2 separate regions of the Homo sapiens genome follow, and region 1 is linked to region 2. A link is a loop called in an ENCODE intact Hi-C map of the cell type or tissue named here. Cell type or tissue: A673. All regions are shown on one strand. Links, peaks and the distances in the headings refer to the core of each region. The heading gives the core; the rest is flanking DNA.

Evidence for each region. A loop is a pair of places that touch in the nucleus more often than their neighbours do. Peaks named below come from ENCODE experiments on the same cell type or tissue, not always from the same donor. Only the 100,000 strongest peaks of a DNase experiment are listed, where the experiment ranks them.
Region 1: a loop joins it to region 2, with 5 times the contacts of the local background. A loop is called at or near these places in 1 of 110 quality-filtered maps.

What each region holds. Positions count from the first base shown.
Region 1 is chr9:110,978,715-110,981,641 of GRCh38, forward strand. The region is part of intron 2 of LPAR1 (lysophosphatidic acid receptor 1); the gene reads right to left. Among named protein-coding and RNA genes, the nearest start is that of LPAR1, 58 kb to the right of the region's middle. In A673, for the core only: no CTCF peak of the experiment used is centred there; a DNase peak (open chromatin) is centred at 1,737; H3K4me3 peaks cover 437 bases; H3K27ac peaks cover 1,993 bases.
Region 2 is chr9:110,890,267-110,893,193 of GRCh38, forward strand. The region is part of intron 5 of LPAR1 (lysophosphatidic acid receptor 1); the gene reads right to left. Among named protein-coding and RNA genes, the nearest start is that of LPAR1, 150 kb to the right of the region's middle. In A673, for the core only: no CTCF peak of the experiment used is centred there; DNase peaks (open chromatin) are centred at 1,595, 2,415 and 2,645; H3K27ac peaks cover 2,292 bases.

The DNA.
Region 1 (2,927 bases), core at 217-2,716, 88 kb after region 2:
TACATCATCTAAGGCCTGAGACGGAAAGATTTTTCTCTCTGGAATCTGAGCAGATGAATAGGTTTAACAATAGTAACATCGAGAAGAATATATTGCACTTATTCAAACAAAAACAGGATGCTTAAAAAGTGGTAATTCAAAATCTAAAAAAGTTTTTCCCACAGAAGTAGAGAGCAAAGTGGTGGTTACCAAAGGCTGGGGTGGTTGTGGGGAGAGGGAGTTGGGAAGATGTTGATCAAAGGATACATATTTACAGTTAGACAGGAGATCTATTGCAGTTAGGAGGAATAAGGTCAGATCCATCGTGTAGGACAGTGACTATAGATAATGATGATACATGGTATTCTTGGAAAATGCCAAGGGAGTGGATGTTAACTGTTCTTACCGCAAACAAATGGTGGCTATGTGAGGTAATGCATTTGTTAATTAGCTAGACTTAACCATTCCACAATATATATATACTCAAAACATCATATTGTGCATGATAAATACTTATAATTTTATATGTCAATTTTTAAGAATTCAAAAAAAATTCAGTAGACAGATTGGAATATAACTTTAAGGAATGTGCCCAAAATGTAGAGTTAAAAAAAAAAAAGTAAAGAAGACTAGAACAGTAAAAATGAGAAGGCTACAAAATGAGTCCAGCAGGTCTAATAGCCAAATAGAATTCCAGAATAAAAGAGTAAAGGAAATGGGGTGGAGTGAAGTCAAATGACTAACTCAAAATATTTCCTAAAACGTAAGGTCATAACTGTGTAGACTGTAAGGGCCCACTGAGTGCCTACCTGCCCATTTCATTTGATTTCAATATGCCCACATTAAACACAGCATCTGTCATCATGAGTTGTGTTTTTTTAACTGTAAGGATATTAAAAAGGTCCTATAAAATATCAAAAAGCAGGTAGGGAAGCTCATAAGCAAAAGATTAGGAATCAGAAAGTCTCTGGACTTTTCAACAGCAACCCTGAAAGCTAGAAGACAATGAAGCAATGAGGAAGGCAGTTGACAACCTAGAATTCTATTGGCAGATGTTCTTCTGCAAAACAGGGAGGAAACTAAGAAAAAGACAGGCATGTGATACAGGAAACAGGAGTCCAATACAAGAGGGAGAAAAAAAGGAATTCCTGGCATAATTGTGAAGGGAAATCCTTGGGTGATAAGCAAAAAGACTCAAGAAGTAGTATATCAAGAGGAGATTTGGATAACCAAGAGCATTTAGGACTGAATGAGTAAAAAGCACATAGAAAACTAAGCAAACATCAAAAGAACAATTAGTTTAAATAGAACAAAAAATTTGCAGAAGAGGAAAAGGATTCATAGAATTCTACATGGCTCAGGTATGAACAGCATTAACAAGGTCATCATCCTATTAACACTGAATAATGGCCTAGTCAAAATCATGACCTAACTATACTAAGAAAAGGAGGTTCAGGATGGGAGTATGTGAATGGTACACTTTGCACATGGTACATCTATAAATATTCCAAACTAGTAAGATAAAAAGAAATAAAAACCTTAGAATTCCACATAGCACATATTTCAAAACATATCATTCACAATTTTAAAAATTTTCAAAAAGAAGTTAAAAAAAATCTTACAGATTAAATGCAAATATCAAATGAGGCTGCCAAAACAACTGAAAGTGGTAGCTCTGGGGAAGGTAAAATTGTAGGAAGCAAGCAAGGACTCCTCTTTCCTGGCAAGCCTCAGAGCTATTTGACACTTTAAATTACATACATCCTGTCATTTGCAGCAACACGGGTGAGCCTGGAGGACTGCATGTTAAGCGAAGTAAGTCAGGCACAGAAAGATAAATACTGCAATGTTCTCGCTCCTATGTGGGAGCTAAAAAAGTTGATCCCACAGAAGTAGAGAGTAGGATAGTGCTTACTAGATACCAGGAAGCCTAGGGGACAGGGAGGGATAGGGAGAGTTTGGTTAATGGATGTACAAAGTTATACCTAGATAGCAAAAATAAGTTCTAGTGTTCTATAGATCTGAAGAGTGACTTATAGCAAACAACAATTTATTGTATTTTTTCAAATAGCTAGAAGAGAGGACTTTGACTGTTACCCGTATAAAGAAATGATGAAGGTTTGAGGTGATGGATATGTTAATTGCCTTAATTTGATCATTACACATTGTATATACATGTATCAAAATATCACACTGTATCCCATAAATATGTACAAATGTATATCAATTAAAATGAATATATTTAAAGATAATATAGAGGAACAAATCCCAAGCATCATTTAATTTCTTCTGTAAATAACTCAGCATAATACATATGCTGTAAGTAACTTTATGTTTACATATTTAGCTGTTTTGTCCTTAAAAGAACTCTTTTATAAGGAAACTACCTTACCATCATCACAGTTAAAAAATTAATCAGAGGTACTTGATATCATCAAATATTCGGTAAGTTCACAATCCCCTGATTTTCTTATAACTTTTAACAGTTTGGTTGGTTGAGTCAGAATTCAAATAAAGCACATACATTTCTTTTTTTAAGAAAAGGAGGAAGAGAGGCAGTGCTGCATAGTAGTTACAAGTACAGTACGCTAGGGAATCCAACTGCCTAGGTTCAAATCCTTGTCCTGCCAGTATGACCTTGGGCAGGTTATGTCATGTCTCCTTGCCTCAGATTTCTCCTCTGTAAAATGGGTATAATAATAGTAAGGCTGCCACATATGACTATAAGAATTGAATTGATTAATGTACCTAAGACACCTGGAGTAATACTTATCATACTGTGAACAATATAGTGAACATGGTAAAAGTGATAGCTAACATTGTTTGCCAAATAAAGTATCTACCTATACATTTTTAAATTATAAACATTTACAAGTTTGATTTTAAAATTTTTTAAGGAAATAAAAAAAAATCACTGCAGAAACTAAAAATTTAAAACTACAAAAGAC
Region 2 (2,927 bases), core at 246-2,745:
AAAAAACATAGAGAATATAATCGTTAAAAAAGTTCCTTCACCCCCCTCAAAAGGCACCAGATTCAGATGGATTTGTGGATGAAATTTATCAAACCACTAAGGAACATATTACTTCCTATGGAATTTATATTGTTCCCCAAGTATTAACATTTAAAAAAAATTCCAATTCATTCTAAGAGACTAAAATAAACTATAAAAAAATAGACAAAACAAATCTCCCCCCCACAAAACTACAGATTAGTTTTTCTCAGTGGGATTGGAATTGGCTTTGGGGATGAAAAGCTTCTTTGTTGCATTAACTGTTCCATGAATTCCAGGGTCCTTAGCACCCTGCCCATTGTGGCCAGCAAAAACTACTCCCTCACATTCCCAAATGTCCCTGGAGAATAGTCAGCAGGAAGTACCACCTTTCTTTGAGAATAACTGTATAGACCAGTCAACTTTATGAATATAATTGAATCTGACATTATATTAGCAGAATGCTATGATCCAACCAAAAAGGGTTAACACTAGGAAATCTCTTAATGCAATTCACCACACTATTAAGAAAAAATATTAGCACCAATGACTTGCCTGGTAAAATTCAACATTTACTTTTTTAAAAGGAAGATAAAACACCACCACCAACAAATCAAAATATAATTACAAGTACAACACTTAGTAATCTGGGAATGGGGAAAACTACAGAAAACTTATTAGAAACCAACAGAAATCTTATTTAACAACGATATACTAGAAGTATTCCACTAATATAAGGGATAAGAAAAGGATATCCATTTGTACTGACATTCTAGTCAATGAATTAAGCTGGAAAAGAAAAAAGTGATAAACAATTGAAAATAAGTTGTCCTCAGATTGCCTGCTTGTTAATAGAAAAACTAAAATACCTGATAACTATTCAATCAACTATTAGAAAAAAATTTGTAACTCAGAAAAGTGGGCATATATAAATTAAAGTACAAAACTAAATGGATTTCTTATAATAAATATTTGCAAGATAATCATCATCTAGCAAAAGTATGTTATTCTTCAATAAAGAACATTACATAACTTTTAAGAAAAAATACCTAAATAAATGGAACTAGTACCATATTCTTGAAGGGGAAGATTCAATACTTTTAAAATAGGAATTCTTTCAAAATTAGTTTGTATATTAAACGCATTTGTGGGGGCAAGTTAATGAAAGGGGATTATCTCATTAAAACATGCTATAAAGTCACAGGTTTAAGCTAGTTTGGTACTAGCAGGAGGATAAACGAGATTAGTGGCACACATTAAAATCTAAAAACGGATCTCTGCATAACAAAATCTAACACATATTTTAAAACATGAAGAAAAGATCAAATGCTCAATAAATAGTCTTGGAATAATTTGACTTTGGGGTGAGGGAGGGATATAAAAGTCAGATTCCCATTACATATCAGTACAATAATAAAATGAATAATCCAATTAAAATGTAAAATAGTTTAATAGATGCTTCTCAAAAGAAAATGTATAAATGGCGCATTAAGCACATGAAAAGGCGATCAGCTTCACTAGTCATCAGGGAAATGCAAATTAAATCCACAATGAGATACGACTGCACACCCACTGAATGTCTACAATTTAGAAGAGTGACCCTAGCAAATGTTGACTTGGATATAGTGGAACTGAAACTTTCATCACTGCTGGTGAAAATGTAACATGGTATTAATTATTTGGAAAACAGTTTGGCAGCTTCCTCAAAAGTTAAACATTCACATATCATATGACTCAGCCATTCTACTCAATATTTATCCAAGAGAAAGGAAAGAATATGTCCACACAAAGATGTGTAGGAAATGCCCAGAGCAAAATATTTGTAATAGTCAGTAACTAGAAACAACCCAAAAGTCCATCCACAAATCAACAGGTGAATATACAGTAGTATTTCCAATCAATGGAATACTAGTCTGTAATAGAAACAAACTATCAATATATGCAACAACATGTTATATGTCAATTATAGTTCAATAAAGTAGGAAAGAGAGAATGACAGAGAGAGAGAATGAGGAAGAGGTTGACCAACACTAGAAAGGCCAGCACCAACTATCTTTAGTTTCTTCTTCTAGTTTCCTGTAGAAAGTAGGTCATAGCTCAGGCCGGCACGGTGGCTCATGCCTATAATCCAAGCACTTTGGGAGGCCGAGGCAGGTGGATCACGAGGTCAGGAGTTTGAGACCAGCCTGACCAACATGGTGAAACCCCATCTCTACTAAAAATACAAAAATTAGCCAGGCGAGGTGGCGTGTGCCTGTAATCCCAGCTGCTCAGGAGGCTGAGGCAGGAGAATCGCTTGATTTTGGGAGGCAGAGGTTACACTCAGCTGAGATCATGCCACTGCACTCCAGCCTGGTTGACAGAGTGAGAAAGAAAGAAAGAAAGAGAGAGAGAGGGGGAAGGGAGGGGAGGGGAAGGGAAAGGAAGGGAAAGGGGAAGGGAAAGGGAAAGGGAAGGAAGAGGGAGGGAGGAAGGGGAGGAAGGGAAGGAAGGAAGGAAGGAAGGAAGGAAGGAAGGAAGGAAGGAAGGAAGGAAGGAAGGAAGGCAGGCAGGCAGGCAGGCAGGCAGGCAGGCAGGCAGGCATGCAGGCAGGCAGGCTCAAAAACACTCAATAAGCTTAGTGGTGCAGGCTGCACCCTTACTGGGGAAACCCATGATTGTCCAGCAATATCTGTGGCTGGGTGGTTGAGTCTGTTGATCCAGGGATGAAATGTTAGCAAGCGCTTTGGCTTCAGAACTAAAGCTCATCAGTATTAAATGTGTTATTCTGATCTTAAAAAGAATAGGTAGCACAGTGGGAAAGATTTAAAATGCTCTTACTAGTGACATAATGGTAATAAATAAATGGACACACTCATATACTGTTGATAGAAGAGTCATTTGACCATCTTTTTGAAGGGCAATTTGGC